2 separate regions of the Mus musculus genome follow, and region 2 is linked to region 1. A link is a contact called in ENCODE Hi-C or POLR2A ChIA-PET data. All regions are on one chromosome and are shown on one strand. Each heading gives the region's core, a stretch centred on a gene start or an enhancer-like site at or near the end of the contact. The rest is flanking DNA. Distances are from core to core; before and after follow the strand shown.

Evidence for each region. Hi-C counts contacts between places; a loop is a spot of excess contacts on that map. ChIA-PET counts read pairs that join two places held with the same protein, here RNA polymerase II (POLR2A).
Region 2: POLR2A ChIA-PET joins it to region 1 with 17 read pairs in Patski. The contact joins the promoter of Lrrc56 here to the promoter of Phrf1 in region 1. A Hi-C loop is called at or near these places in 1 of 37 maps with a recorded cell type or tissue (left cerebral cortex). POLR2A ChIA-PET finds 5 or more read pairs at or near these places in 5 of 5 experiments (Patski and embryonic stem cell).

Annotation. Positions count from the first base shown.
Region 1 is chr7:141,226,186-141,233,796 of GRCm38, forward strand. Phrf1 (PHD and ring finger domains 1) reads left to right here and starts at 2,603. Exons shown (of 18, transcript NM_001081118.1): 1 at 2,603-2,706; 2 at 5,042-5,157; 3 at 6,234-6,356. The coding sequence starts at 5,064. It overlaps Gm51460, which reads right to left and starts at 3,431. Exons shown (of 1, transcript XM_030243134.1): 1 at 2,021-3,431. The coding sequence starts at 3,026. The coding sequence ends at 2,538.
Region 2 is chr7:141,190,396-141,198,006 of GRCm38, forward strand. Lrrc56 (leucine rich repeat containing 56) reads left to right here and starts at 3,735. Exons shown (of 13, transcript NM_001172064.1): 1 at 3,735-4,222; 2 at 5,513-5,583; 3 at 6,587-6,774. The coding sequence starts at 6,598. It overlaps Hras (Harvey rat sarcoma virus oncogene), which reads right to left and starts at 3,609. Exons shown (of 5, transcript NM_001130443.1): 1 at 3,445-3,609; 2 at 2,435-2,586; 3 at 2,047-2,225; 4 at 1,736-1,895; 5 at 1-1,072. The coding sequence starts at 2,545. The coding sequence ends at 953.

The DNA.
Region 1 (7,611 bases), core at 1,353-3,852:
TCATCAATAAATTCCTTTACTATATAGAGACTATCCCTAAATTCTGTGACTCTAGAGAGAGATCCCTGACTAATATAGATACTAAGTCACAAAGAGGATGGGGAGCTAACCTCAAGCTACACAAGTGATGGTCTAAAGTACCTGAGTCTAGATCCTCCTCCATCTGCATGCAATTGAATGGTTCACAGAAAAGGGAGGACAGGACGTGTTCCAAGGGAACTGTTTCTGACACCGTCCTTTTTTCTTTACTTCCAAGCAGTAACAATATTTTTAAAGTTATTAGTTCTGTGTTTGTATGTGGGCATATACACAAGAGCAGGTGCCCTCAGAGGCCAGAGGCATTGAATCTCTTGGAGCTGGAGTTGAAGACGGTTGAGAGCCACCATGCGGGTGCTGGGGATTGAACTCTGGTTCTCTGGAAGAGTAGCAACCACCTCTCTAAACCCACCATTAGGAATATTGATAATTTTCCTTTTTTTTAAAAAAAGACTTATTGTGTATACCTAATTCTGTCTGCATGTATGTCTACAGGCCAGAAGAGGGCGCCATATCTCATTATAGATGGTTGTGAGTCAACTTGTGGTTGCTGGGAATCGAACTCAGGACCTCTGGAAGAGCAGCCAATGCTCTTAACCTCTGAACCATCTTTCAGCCACAATATTTCTCCTTTTTAAACTCCTTTAAATTTCCTCTTCTTAGCTAATTCTACTTATCGTTCTCTTCCCAGCAAATCAGCGAATTTACTGCATAGTTACCATGCTGGCCTTTCCTGTTCAGTCTTCTGAGTTTCTCTATACTTCCTCCAAGACTGATACTCTCAGAGTCTCAGATGGGCCTTACTCCCAGCCCCATCGTTTTTGAGTTAAGAGTCTCATGTAGTCTAGACTGTTTTTGAACTCCCTGTGTATGCAAGGATGACCTTCTATATAATCTTGCCTATGCTTCCATATCTAATTTATTTTGTGCCAGGGATGAACCCATGGCTCTGGGCATGCCAGTCAAGCACCCCTCCATCTTAACCACCCCCCTGCTCCCAGGTCCTTTCTTTCCTTTGAGACAAAGAGGGTCTCTTTGTAGCTCTGGCTGTTCTGGAACTTGCTATGTGCTCCAGGCTAGCCTTGAACTCACACTGGTCCGCCTGTCTCTTCTGAGAGTAAAGGTTATGTCACCCTGTCCAGCCCCAGATCCCTTCTTGATGTATGTGTTTGCTTCTCCTTTTCTTGTTTTCTTCAGTACCCTACCCTTGAGTTTCTTTGTAGAATCTGGACTTTTTAGCACTGAAAGTCCCAGGTTCCAAAGCTGGTCCCCACTACCACCACATTTTATCTCCAAGGCAGCCTTTTGTCCTCTGCTCTCTGGGGATAACCCTAGCTTTCCCTCTTCTAAGTAGACTCCTATCTCCTCATCTTCATATTCTTCCTTCCCTCTCCTCCCTGCCCCTCTCATCCAGTTTCTCAGTAAATCTACAGTCTGTCTTCTCCTCCTTTCTTTTTCTTTTCTTTTCTTTTCTTTTTTTTTTTTTCTTTCTTTCTTTCTTTCTTTCTTTCTTTCTTTCTTTCTTTCCTTTTTTTTTTTTGTTGTTGTTCTTGTTGTTTTCGAGACAGGGTTTCTCTGTATAGCCCTGGCTGTCCTGGAACTCACTCTGAAGACCAGGCTGGCCTTGAACTCAGAAACCCGCCTGCCTGCCTCTGCATCCCAAGTGCTGGGATTAAAAGCGTGCACCACCACTGCCCGGCTACAGTCTGTCTTCTATTCCTATCAAAAGCCATCCCTTCTGAGCCACAGTGGTCCCTGGACCACAAAATGGGCAGTTGAGTCCAGTGAGCCATGATTGCCACCTGTTTAGTACCTCAGTGTCCTCTGATCCCCTCAGCCTCTAGGTCAGTCTCAGTTTTGTGGGTCTGAATTTTCCCTGAGTCCTCTCATGGTTCTTCCCCTAATCCTATTATGCTCCATACTTTGACCCCTCTCACCAGGCCTTTATGCGTACTAGGCAAGAAAGTGTCCTACTGCCAGGCGGTAACCTCTAGTTCTGTTCTTTCTATTAATTATCTGTGCCATACAATTAAGTTCTTCACGGTGTTCACAAGTTACTGTGCCTCTCCTCGCCGGGCTGAAGGGGACGGAGGAGCTCGTATATACAGGATCCATCATGATTAACTGCATACTGGAAGGGAACCTGAAGACCCAGGGGACATCCTGAAGCTTTTCTCTAGCGCTCCTCCAGCCGCGGGCTGCAGTTAAGTCCAGCCACCAGGAGGAGGCGCTCACGGGAGGGCGGGACGGTTGTGGGCGGAGACGTGGTCCCGGGGCCGCTCCCATTCATCGCGGCGGATGGGGAGTCGGACTGTACCAACTGCATGGAGGTGAGACCCACAGCCTGGTTTAGTGCACTGGTGAGAGCTCGGACAGCACACGCTCAGCAAAACACTGCTCTCCTCTGACAGTACTTGTGATGGGCTAGTCGGTGTTCTGAGAGGAAGGGGACGCGCTAACGTCTCGTCATCCTCCGCCGCGAGTTCCTCCCCGTTTTGGCCTTAGTAGTTTCCACCAACGGGCAGGGCAGAAAGTTCCGGAAGAGTATGGGTGCACTTCCGGGTCGGGGAGCGCGCGGCGACGGCGGCGGCGGCTGACCGGCCTACTTGCGGTCGTGTTCGGACAGAGGCGGGATCGTCTAGGAGCGTCCGGGAGGCGCGAGGTTCCCGGGTACGTGCGGTAGCCGCTCTGGCCCGGTGTCCCTGTCGCGTCCGGCCGCGCGGGCCACCTATGGTGGCCGTACGCTTTGTCTGTGGCCTTCCGGGCCGGCTAGGCCTACGTCGCTCTGGCCGCGGGTCGGTCCGGAGGACGAGAGGGTGGCTGAGGCCTCGAGCTGAGCCCCGGAACGTCCGGCTGCGACCGGGAGGCCCATGGGCGTGGTGCCGGCCACCTGTCTGGTCATGCGGGAACCTGGACTGGTGCATAAGAAAGGTGTGACCCCTAGCTACCTGGTTTTCTGTCCTGATGGCCCTCGCCCTGGCCAGCACCATCTGAACTTGCCCAAATTGTGCTTGATGTCGCGATTATCGTTTTCCTTAGTTCGAGGAGCCCTCCCAGCATTCTCGAGTAGGCACCACTGTCGGAGCTTTACAGCCATAGTTCGGAGAGGTAAAGTCACTTGTCAGTGTTACATCGCTGCAGAGTGGCAGAGCCAACATTGCTTTCAAACCTGTCTTCCTGTCTTGTGTTTGAACCCCGGGTTGCTCCCATCGTGTCTTGAAAGGAGTACTCTGCAACAGAAAACAGTAACGTGTCTGGCGACTGTCATCTTGGCCAGTGGTTGGAAGCACAGTTGGAGTTTGAGATTGACTTGCAGCTCGGCATTCCTCCTTTCTCCCCATAGACCACTCTATACTCATTCCTCTGGGAAGAATGCTGAGTGAAAAGGGCAACCTGTGGCGTCACTCAGCACTGAGAGAAAGCCAAGACTTGTGTGAGTGAGGTTCACAGAGTTCCTTATAGCTCCTCTTTTCTGAAAACTGGGACCATGACCGAGGTCCCCGTCATGAATGGGCCAAAGCTCTGTGTCTATCTCAGTCTGCATTTTCTAATATCAGAGACGGTGTGTTTCAGCAGGAGTCTGTGGCAAATTCTCTGAGCACCAGGTAGACGTAAGATAGTTTATCAGAACTCTTCTCCCTTTACTGTTCCCAGGCAGGAGCAACATGTGACAATTGACATTCCTTAAGTTATGCCCTCTGTGTTTAGAGACCATCAGCTCTTCTCCTGGCCTTTGACCTCTTGGAGAAGGGTTTCGCCCTTCCCTGTGGCTTTGAGTGGATAGCCTGTGTGTTCTTGAGGCCGATGGACCTCTAGGATCTGGGGCCCCTGATCTTGAGCCCTATTTTTCAGCTTTCTTATGCTGTTTTGTTTTGTTTTGTTTTTCTCTGACTGTGGACATTAGGTTTGGTGGGAAGCATAGGGTACCACAGGATAGGCTAGTGAGTTTTTGAATGAATTTTCTGTGAAAGGGGCTTCCTCTGGAAGTAACTGGGAAAGTTAGGTGGCACAGAGGAGTAAAGACCACATATATGAATAGGTTCTTATTTGGGGAACTAGAGCTTGGTACAGAAGGAAGGTCATATCTAGTGACATTTATGATCCTTCTTTCTCTCTTTTGTTTTTTGTTTTGTTTGTTTGTTTCTGAGACAGGGTTTCTCAGTGTCTCCCTGGCTGTCCTGGAACTCATTCTGTAGACAAGGCTGGTCCCAAACTTAGAATCCGCCTGTCTCTGCCTCACAAGTGCTGGGATTAAAGGTGTGCCACAACTCCCTGGCTCTCTCTCTTTTGTTTTTGAGGCAGGGTTTCTCTGTGTAGGCCTGGCTATCCTGGAACTTGCTCTGTAGACCAGACTGGCCTCAAAGTCAGAAGAGTGAAGACAGGAAGTCTTTTAAACATTGTTCTTACAGGCTTGCAAAGGAGGACTAGCAGGTGTTCCAGCTGACAAAGTCAGGAGAGGGACAGCCCAGCATCTTCTGCCTTTCAGCCTGGGCCACAGGAATGCCATAGTCCCCAGGAACTTCATCTGAGGTTTATAATCTGATGGTGGCCAGCTGAGCAGAGGCCAGTGGGCCAGCATTGGCCAAGAGTGACATGCCCACTTAGTGACAGGCAAATGGGCGACTCACCACTGGAGTCCTCGTGATGACCGGCTCTCAGGTGAAAAGTGCTGCTCTGTTTCAGCGCATATGTCTGTCTGGTTCATTTCTGTATTAGGACTCTTCAGGAATGCTTGGGTGAGAGCATTGCTAGTCCTCAGGCACGAAGACCCTGCTTTGCATTTGGTTCTGGAAACTAGTCACTGTCTCTTATGAAGATGTATTTTATGTTTTATATTTGCACATGGCTCTATGACTAGGGTACTGTGTGTTGTGTCTCACAGCTCAGATTCTACATGTGTGACAGTGCTTAGGCCACCAGGGAGGTCCCTATTGGGAATGGCACCTTTTAGAGTGGGCTCTGTAGCCAGGGAAGGTTGGAGTTATTTGGTTCTGGTCTCTTTCAGAGGTGAACTCCAATGTGCAGCCATGGATGACGACAACTTGGATGAGCTTGTGGCGCACAGCCCTGGGCCAGATGGACCCCCACGGGTTGGCTCCTCAGAACTGGCCAGTGATGCTGGTAAGCACCCCACTGCCACACCCCAATGCTGGCAGGGTGTCTGCAAAGGAATAGCACCTGGTGCTTTCTCCAGGTTACTAAGCTCCTCTTGGGAGCTTAAATGTCAGCTTTCACTTTTAACCTTAAAAAAAATTGTTATAGAAGTATAGTACATTCAGTTTTTTTTTTTTTTTTTTTTTTTTTGGTTTTTCGAGACAGGGTTTCTCTGTATAGCCCTGGCTGTCCTGGAACTCACTCTGTAGACCAGGCTGGCCTCGAACTCAGAAATCCGCCTGCCTCTGCCTCCCGAGTGCTGGGATTAAAGGCGTGCGCCACCACGCCCGGCACATTCAGTCTTTTTGTTTGCTTTTTTTGTTTTGTCTTGTTTTTAAGATGGTGTGGTTCAGACTGTCCTTGAACCCTTGACTCGTGTGATCAGCCCAGCTCAGCCTCCCAAAGTGCGGGTAGCTAAGACTACAATCACATGTCATTGTGTTCCATCTTTTTGTGAGGAGGGAGGATTAGGGATAGAACCTAAAGCTTTGTGCATGCTTAGTAAGACTGCTGTGGGGCTCTAGTTTTTGGAACAGGGTCTTGCTGTGTAGAATAGGATGGCTTCTAGCTGCGGTCCTCCTGACTAAACCTCCAGACAGGGGAATGCATGGTTTTCATTGATTTGTTTTAGTTTTGCCTGGGCTCCTGTGGCCCAGAGGCCTGCTGAGGACGGTCGTGAGCTTCTGACCCCGTGCCTCTGCCTCTCAAACCAACGCTGCGGTTACAGATGTGCACCGCTGTGCTGGGCGCTGGGTGGTGCTGGGTGGTGCACCCAGGGCTTGATCATACTAGGCGTGCACACTACTAGCTGAGCTGTATTTCAAGCCACCTTGTCTTATTTTTAATGCTAGCAACATAAATACAGAGTAAGATGACACATGGCTCCCCATTTTATATCTCTCTAGCCAGCCCCTAACCCCTCCTCTCCCTCCCGACCCCAACCAGGGTAGCCTGGTGTTGTAGACCTGTATATTCCCAGAGCAGCTTTGGCTCCCTGCTTTGACACTGCCCTTTGGGGCCTGTGCTTTTACCTTGTGATCTAGAAGAAAGCAGCAATGGCCAAAGTGGAGACTCTGAAGATGATACAGGCAGTGAGCAGGATGATGACACAGATGGGGAGGAAACAGAGGGGCTGTCTGAAGAGGAAGACCCAGAGGATAGATCTGGTAAGATTATAGCCATTTGAGCCAGTTGCCTTGAATCTCTTAGGGTGTTACCTGTCATAGGAACAACAATTGACTTCTGCTGGAGTTTTTAATTTTTAAAGTTAAGTTTAGTGATAGAATTCTGTGGGTATCTCTTCTGGGAAAATGTCTAAGGACATTGTGCAACATAAGCCATGGGAGAATGTAGGGAGACTGGAGCTCTGAGAGGATGAGCACGGAGGTCTTGGTAGCCTCCATTCATTTTATGAGGGCCAACTGCTAGTATCATCTAGGTGCAAAACAGCTTAGCAGGCACTTAGGGGCATGTGGCCTGGACCTCTTTTAGGACAAAGGGCATTAGTCCTGTCTTGTAGCTCTTTCTTTGCTTATTCAAAAAGCTCATTCTGTGGTATTATTTCAAAAGGCCTGGCTTCTGGGCACTAGAGAAAGTTTATAACTTGAAACTCATGCAGAGAATAATGCTTGAATGACACACTTATACTCTGGAAAACCTTCATGGCTGCCCTGGCCTATGGGCAGTCTGTGAAGGCTCTATGTGGTTGGCATGGCCCCACCCACTATGGCTACCTTTCTCACCTGTCTTAGGGTTTCTGTTGATGTGATATAACATGACCACAAGCAACTTGGGGAGGAAAGAGTTTATTTCATCTTCCTACTCATGGTCCATCATCTAAGGTAGAAAGGTCAGGAGCTCAAGGCAGGAAGTGATGCAAAGGACATGGAGGAGGGACATGGAGGAGTGTTGCTACTTTCTTAACAGCGCCCGGGACAACCATCCCAGGGTGGCACTGTCAGCAGTGAGCTGGGCCCTTCCACGACATCAGTAAGAAAATGTTTTACAGGCTTAGCCACGAAACTGTCTGGTGGGAGCATTTTCTCAGTTGAGGTTCTCCAAATGAATCTAGCTTGTGTTAAATTGACCTAAAATTAGCCAGTATACAAACACAGGGCTCAGTTGGACTGAGTTCGGGTTTCCTTCTGGTGGCAGGCTCAATGCACCTACTTTTTCCTAAATTTCATTATAGCCTTTGGCTGTCAATGAGAGTGTTCTAGAGAGGTAACCCTTGTAATCGGGACAGTACTCATCATACAGGAGTAGAACTGACTGTGAGTTATGTAACCTTGTATTGATAACAATTGTCCAGCTTTCCAAAGCTAGTTAGCCTTGAATTCACTCCATAGTCAAACCTCACATTTCTGGCAATCTAGGCTGGAGAGGTGGCTCAGAGTTTGAGAACACTGCTCTTTCAGAGGT
Region 2 (7,611 bases), core at 2,485-4,984, 35 kb before region 1:
TACACCTCAGAGAAGAGGGAGCAACCAGTGAGGCACTTTCTACCCTCTCAGGGAGTTGTGATGCCAGGCCCTAGGCACCAGTGGGACCCGAGGCTACACAGATAACATCAGGGCCCTATTTCCATAGTCCTAGAATCTCCATCCCAGGTCAGAGGGCTGCAGGATGTTGGGTCAGGGCAAATCTTACACTCTGTCACTCTTGAGGCTGTATTTCATGGATCCCAGAATGCAGGAAATGTGTTTCCTGCTGGAGACAAGGGATACCCTCTTACTCTCAGAGCCCTCCTCCTCCCATTAGTTAAAGGACAATAGGTCATATCACCTGACTATCCTTGTGTTGCCTATAACTTTCTGCAGCAAACACAAGACAGTTGGGACAGGCAGAAGGGAAGGGCTGTATAGTCCGAGGTCCCAGGCCAGCCTCCCCAGCCTCTTCTAGCACAGGAGCAAGGCAGATGATGGACCCCAGGTGCCCAGCATCTTCTGTGAGGCCACAGGCAGTGCACCTCCTACTTCCAGCCAGAGACAAGTCAAGACCATCAAATAATTTACTGTGATGCAACGTGTGCCCTCACAGGCAGGCGCCCGGAGGGAACTGAGAGGGGTGGAGGACTTGGGTGCCAGTGGCAACAGGGACAGTTCATGACAGTCTGTTCAAATTGTCCATGCGAAGGTCTTGGTCACATCTGTCCACCATCCCTGGACTGGCCTGGCTCCAGCACCGTTTCCTTCCTTCCCGCCTCTTTCCTTCCTTCCGTCGGCACCTCCTCCCTGCATCCGGCACCTCCATGTCCTGAGCCTGTGCCGGGACGGGCACAAAGGACATGACTGACTGCAGGCGGGGGGGATTGGCAGAATTGGGGGAGCAAGGACATCAGAGTGGATATGAAGTTCATCTGGCTAGCTGAGGTCACTGCCCCAGACGTCTCGCTGGTCCCTGCCTCACCTGGTGTCAGGACAGCACACATTTGCAGCTCATGCAGCCAGGACCACTCTCATCGGGTGGGTTCAGTTTCCGCAATTTATGCTGCCGAATCTCACGGACTAGTGTATAGAAGGCATCCTCCACGCCCTGGGGACAGAGGGACTAGATCAGAGAGGACTCTGGGGAGAAAAGGGGTGCTGTCTGGGTAAGAAACTCCCTGCCTAGATCAGGTCACACCCCAACGCTGGAGGCTCCCTTCCTCAGCTGCAAAACCAACACAAATAGGGAGCTGGGCCCTGGCCATCCAAAAGGCACAGGCCACTCTCCTGAAATAGGGTTCACTCCTGAGTATCACTCAAAGTCAGAGCCACTTAACTCAGGACTCTCCCAGACCCCCAGTACGTCTCAAGTTGAACAGCCTAACAACACTGAAGGGCTTAAAACTAGCCAGTATCCACAGGACACTGGGGACAAGAAGAACTAAGGCCCCTGGGTCGCCGCTCCGGCCTGGCTCAGGGCAGCTCTCTCCAGGGACCCCATCCTGCCCTAGAGCTATGTGAACTCAGAACTGCAGGGCATAAGCCCAGACCCTGGCCCTTGCCTCCCTCACAGCCCTGCGGTCTGGGAGACTTACAGCTTGAGGGCCGCTGGGTCACATGGGTCCCGGGGGAGGGGGGATCCCAGAGGGTCCCGGAGCTGGAGCCAGAGCGGCTGCCCTGTGTTGAGGGAGAGCGGCAATGAGCTCTGCTCCCTGGCTGGGGTGGGGTGCGGTAAATCCTTGACTAGCTGTGGAGAGGGAAACAGGCTCACCTGCCGGGTCTTGGCTGATGTTTCAATGTAGGGGATGCCATAGCTGCGAGCAAGGTCCTGGGCCTGCCGAGACTCAACAGTGCGAGCAGCCAGGTCACACTTGTTGCCCACCAGCACCATTGGCACATCATCTGAATCTTTCACCCGCTTGATCTGCTCCCTGGAGGGGGATGGGGTGGATATGAGCCAGCTAGCAGGCTGCAGGCATGACTGTGTCCAGGACATTCAAAAAAAGACATAAAGCCTCAGTGTGCACACGGAACCTTCCTCACGTGTGCCACGGGCTCACGGGCTAGCCATAGGTGGCTCACCTGTACTGATGGATGTCCTCGAAGGACTTGGTGTTGTTGATGGCAAATACACAGAGGAAGCCCTCCCCTGTGCGCATGTACTGGTCCCGCATGGCACTATACTCTTCTTGACCTGCTGTGTCTAAGATGTCCAGTAGACATGTCTCCCCATCAATGACCACCTGTTTCCGGTAGGAGTCCTGCAAAACAACACGGCTTAGTGGGGGTGGGGGGTGGGGGTGGGGTCTCACCTCTCCTCAGACCAGAGAATCCACAGAACCAGCCTACACCCTTGCACCTCTCATACCCTGATGGATCATACCCCATAACACCTACAAGACCTGGGCTGTTTGGTCATTTACCCATGACCACTGCCACAGCCCACCTCTGGCAGGTAGGCAGAGCTCACCTCTATAGTGGGATCATACTCGTCCACAAAGTGGTTCTGGATCAGCTGGATGGTCAGGGCACTCTTTCCCACGCCTCCAGCGCCCACCACCACAAGCTTGTATTCTGTCATAGCTTCTACAGCGGCTGCCAATCCAGGAGCTCCTGCCCCACCTGCCAATGAGAAGCACACTTAGCCAAGGCCCTTGCCACTTGAGACGGCTAATAGATGCCTGACCCAAGGGCCCTCTCCAGCATTGAGCAGGCAGGCCTGCCAGTGGCCCAGTTGATCACCTGTGGCACCTTCAGCTTGAAAAGGGAGGACCCCACCCCCACCCCCCAACCTCCTCAAACAGCACTTAATGGCTGTGTGAGGAAGCAGGGAGAGGCCCCCAAGGCAGGGCTGACAGCTGAGAGCTTCTCCCAACCACGCACCCAAATTAGAAGTCGCTAGGTAGGCAGAAACCCTCAACTGGAGGCGCCTGAGGGCTGAGGCCACCCCCCAAAAAACAGGTCCTGCCACGGCGGCCTCGGCGTGCCCAGGCAGGCCAATGCCAGCCTACAACCGGCTCTGGCCCGCCGGCATGTGGGTGCAACCTACAACTATTTACTGAGCGCCTACTGCATGCCAGGCGCGGTCCCGGCAGCGGGGGGAGGGTGGCTGGAGAAGGACCCTGCCCTCCACTAAGACAAACCTTCCACAAGGGGCCAGGGAGCTTTCACAGAGGGGGGGAAAAACGGCTGAGGGTGTGGGAAGCAGGTGACTACAGGAACGCGAGGGATGGCTGGGAGCAGAAGGCCCTGGTTGGGGCCCAACGCGGGTGTCCTTGTGGCCCCGAGGCCCGAGCGTGATGGCCGCGGGGCGCAGAGTCTCCGGAGGCCCGGGCGGCGCCTCGCTGGGAGGACGGCCACAGGCAGAGCGAGTCCGGCCGCAGAGGCGGGCAGCCGGACGCTAGGCACGCTGCCGGGCCGAGAGGAGCAAGGAAGCACCGATCACCTGCGCCCCGCGCCCCACCCCGTGCCCGCACTCACCGCTTGCTGGCGCGACTGCCCCCGGGGCCGGGGCCGGGGCCGGGGCAGGGCGGGGGCGCGGACGGGCGCCGGCTGGGCCCGCGCATGAGCTCCGTCCGCGGCGGGTGCGGCTCGGGCTGCGGGCGCCGGGAGCGGACGGCGGGGACTTGGCCGGGCCCGCGCTCGCCCCGCCCCGCTCCGCCCCACGCCCGTCCGTCAACTCGAGGCGGCCCGTGATTGGTCGAACTCCTCCGCACCGCGACCTGTTGTGGTTGGCTGAGCAACCCATCCGTCAGAAGCCGAAGCTGGGCGGGGCTTCCTGGAGCCGCGGGGAAGGCAGTGCCGGAACTTGGGTCCTGCACTCAACAGTGATGTCTAGTGCCTAGGTGCAGAAGAGACAGACCGAGACCGTGCTTACGAGCCCGGGATTTCTCCGGAGAGAAACTGGTGCACGCTCGGGTTGCGTTGAGGACCTACTACAGAGCCTCCACCCTGCAGCCTCACCAAAGGCCCAAAGGCCCACGAGTGGAAAGGTCATCCCGACCGGGTATTGGTGTCGGGGACAGTCAGCACCGCGGACGCGGAATAACAGAGGAAGACAGAGTTCGCCGGAACCCCTAGCTGCCTGTTCTCGTAGGTCGAGGTGGAGCAAAGGCTCCATCCTGGGGCAGCGTCGGCCCATCACACCGCGCTCTTCGTGTTTTGGAGAAGACCCCCCTACCGCTCTCAAACTCGAGGTCCCAACACTGCAGAAGCTCATACTGCGTCCATTTGAAGAACGACCCCGAAAGTCAGAAAAGTTGGTATTGGGGCGAAATGAAGTGTTCCACCCACTCAAGCAAGTAGGGTACATCTGTGTCAGACGCAAATGACATGTTTTCAACACTTTTTGAAATTTCAAAGAAACGAATAAGCACGTCCTCAGAAAAACTCAGGCTTTTACTCAGGTCGTGCAGGCCTGGGGTTGCACGCTCACCCCGGTCGCCGCCCGGGGTGCAAGCTCGGCTTGTTCTATTCATCTAGCAGGCAGATAACCGAGAGCTGGCCAGAAGCCTCTCACGGACGGCTCTCTGAACCACCGTGAGTGCCTTCACTGCGTTCAGCCGTCCGGCTTGTCTCTTACTCTAGGGAGCATTTCCACCGGATCTGCCGCGTGTCCCGGCAACCGTTGCTAGGGGGCGGGGCTCATCTTACCGAAGCCCCGGATGCCCGCGGCTCACGAATATTTGGGTATTCAAATGAGCCCCGCCCCCGTTGCCATGGCGCCAGGCCTGCAACCCCATCGCGGTGGTAAAAATAATAATTAAAAAAAAAAGCCCTCACCTGAGAGAGCGACCGCCGCGGTGGAGGGGCCTAGTGCTGCGCCCCAAGTCTTGGGCACTCTGGCCCACCCCTCAGGTGAGAGCCTAGCACCTCCTCTCCATGTCCTTTGTGCTAGGGGGATCCTGGGCGACCCACGTCTGTGGGACAAGACATACAGGACAGAGTAAGCAATAAGTCATGAAGTGCAGTGGAAGGGGATCACTCTAACTAGAGAAATGTATCTGGGAACGGCAGGAAGTACAGGAGTTAGGGGTCGGCCAAACCTGCATGGAGGCCACGGAGGAGGACTAAGAAGAAAGGATATACTTAATGTTCTGAACAGAGTTCTTACCTTAGCCATTGTCTCTTGAGTATAAGATCTAGGGCCAAACACAGACCTCTGTATCTTTAAGGAGAAACAGTTTATGCACTTCCTACCAGAGGTGTAGAGGCACCTGAAAAAAAAGTATGGGAAGGAGTGCCTGCAGGAGAGGCGGGCCCACAGATGATTGACAAGAGCATTCCCAGGCTCCCCTCTGGGAGTAGAAGTAGGACTTGGATCATGTCTTTATTTGCATTGGGTGACCAAGAGGGACCCTGGCTGAATCCTCATTGTAGAAGCTTTATCCTCCATTAGAATGGTTACAGGGAGTTCAGGGCCAGGCCTCCACCTAACATCTCCCCCATTCTTGTACCTGCTTGTTTCTGGATACTGTGACCTTGGCCAGCTCAGGTACCACAGAGTACAGTGATCTAACCAGGAAGCTAATCTAATTCTCTTTTACAGGTGTTACATGTAGACACATGTGGCCCCCTTGCCCGGATGTTTGACCTACAGCAGGAGCCGGCTACCTTCAGGTACTTAGTCAGAAGACTGTGTGGATGGTTGGAGGTAATGCCTGCTATCTTGATCCTAAACTTAGACTCATGAAACCATTAATGAAGGCAGATCCACAACCATTGTCAGGGGCAGCTCAGGGAACTGTCAGTAGCCACTTGCTGCTGGTCACTACAGGCATCTTGTACAGTATCCCTAGCCTCACAGCCTTTTAAAAAAATCTTTATCTTATAAGCGTGTGTGTGTGTGTGTCTGTGTGTGTGTGTGTGTGTGTGTGTGTATGTGGAGCCACCCATCATGGATGCTAGGAATCAAACATAGGTCCTCTGTAAAAGGAGCAAGTGCTCTAAACCACTGAGCTAGCTTTCCAGCCTCAACTCACAGCCTTTGTGATGCCCCCAGACAGCAAAGCTTGGAGCTTGGAGCCGGTGCTCATTGTGTGGACAGTGTGGGAAACAAATATAGAACCAGGGGCCAAGGAGATAGCTCAGACAGCAAATTGATTGCTTTGTCTACATGAAGACCTGAGCTTGATCCCCAAAATTATCATACAAAATGCCAGGCATGGTAGTGTGAGCTTATAATCCCAGCACTGTGGAGACAAAGCTTAGCTTACTTGGTGAGTCCCAGGCCAGTGAGAAACCTTATCTCAAAAGAAGAAGATGGCACCCCAGGAATGGCACCCAAAGTTGTTCTCTGGCCTCCACATACACACACACACACACACACACACACACAAATTGTAAAATGGATACATACATCTCTTTTTAAAAATAGAGAAGCAAAGGGACGGTATCAGCCAAATTGGAAAAAAAAAAAAAACTGAACAGAAGCTAGGGCGGGGTATGTGTGCTATCCAGTTATCTAGACCACTGACATTGCCTGGGGCCCCTCAGAGCAGGTCCAATCAGGCTGGGAAATGGGAGGCTGATGGAAGATCAGAGTTAATGTCATGGCTTTGTGGGCCATTGTTGTGAACTAGAATCTTGTAAAGGAGACTTGGCCCTCTGCTTCTCTTAACAGGTTGGACTTGGATGGACCCAGCCTGGGATGGATCCCAGGGGTCTCGACCAGGCACAGCTAGTATCCGGGTACGGGAGCTGAGCTGGCAGGGCCTAAACAACCCCCACCCACAAAACAAGAGACTGGGCAGCCATGGGGATATCCATAGGGAGCGGTGGGTGGAGGAGCGCCTATCCCCTGCTCGACTGGTAAGTGATTGGGGCCTGAGGCTCTGCCATGGGTCTGCATGAAGTGACATCTTGGTACCCTTTCTGCCTATATCTAGCTTTCCCTCCACTAGTTCTCCCTGCCTTTCTACCCTTAGAGTCCCTGCCAGTAACCCCCAAGTGACAGACGCAAGCATCCCCAGGCATTATCACAAATGGCACTGTTGGGCCAGGATTCCATAACTATTGGCTGAGGCCTGTACTCAAGCTGACAAGAAGTCCTTTACTCAAGAACTAATATTGCAACAGGGAGGACAAAGAGGTGGCATAATGGGATGCTGGGAGGGCAACTGGGGTCCATGGCCCCCTACCAAGGCTAGAGTTCCTGTCTCCTCTCAACCTGCCTGAGGCAGGGTCTGACCTTGGTACACTGACTACATTGGCAGCAGGTAAAGCCTTTCCTCCAAATCTAGTGTGAGAGCCCATTGGTTCACCTCATCCCTGAGTCTAAGGCTTTATAGAGTCCACCTGGGTGCCACTGATGCTCTCAGTACTTAAGAGTTTGCAACTTATGCATAGTGGGCAACCACGAAGGAGAGAATCTTGATGGATGCTATCACCCAGGACCTCCTCAGAATAACTGGTTAGCCTGCTAGGCCAGAGCCTGCATGTGCTCCCCAAGGTATCCACTGGTGCTGTAGCGTGCGTGGCCCAGTTCTAAGAGACCATGGCAGCATTTCACACACACGAGTGTCTTGTCTAGTCCATCTACAAGAACAGACAGACCAGTAGGCCCCCATGCCTTGACTTCCAGCATGAGTGTTTTTGTATGTCCTCTGGCCCAGTATGCAGCGGCTGGATGCTGCTCAGCAGGCCTCT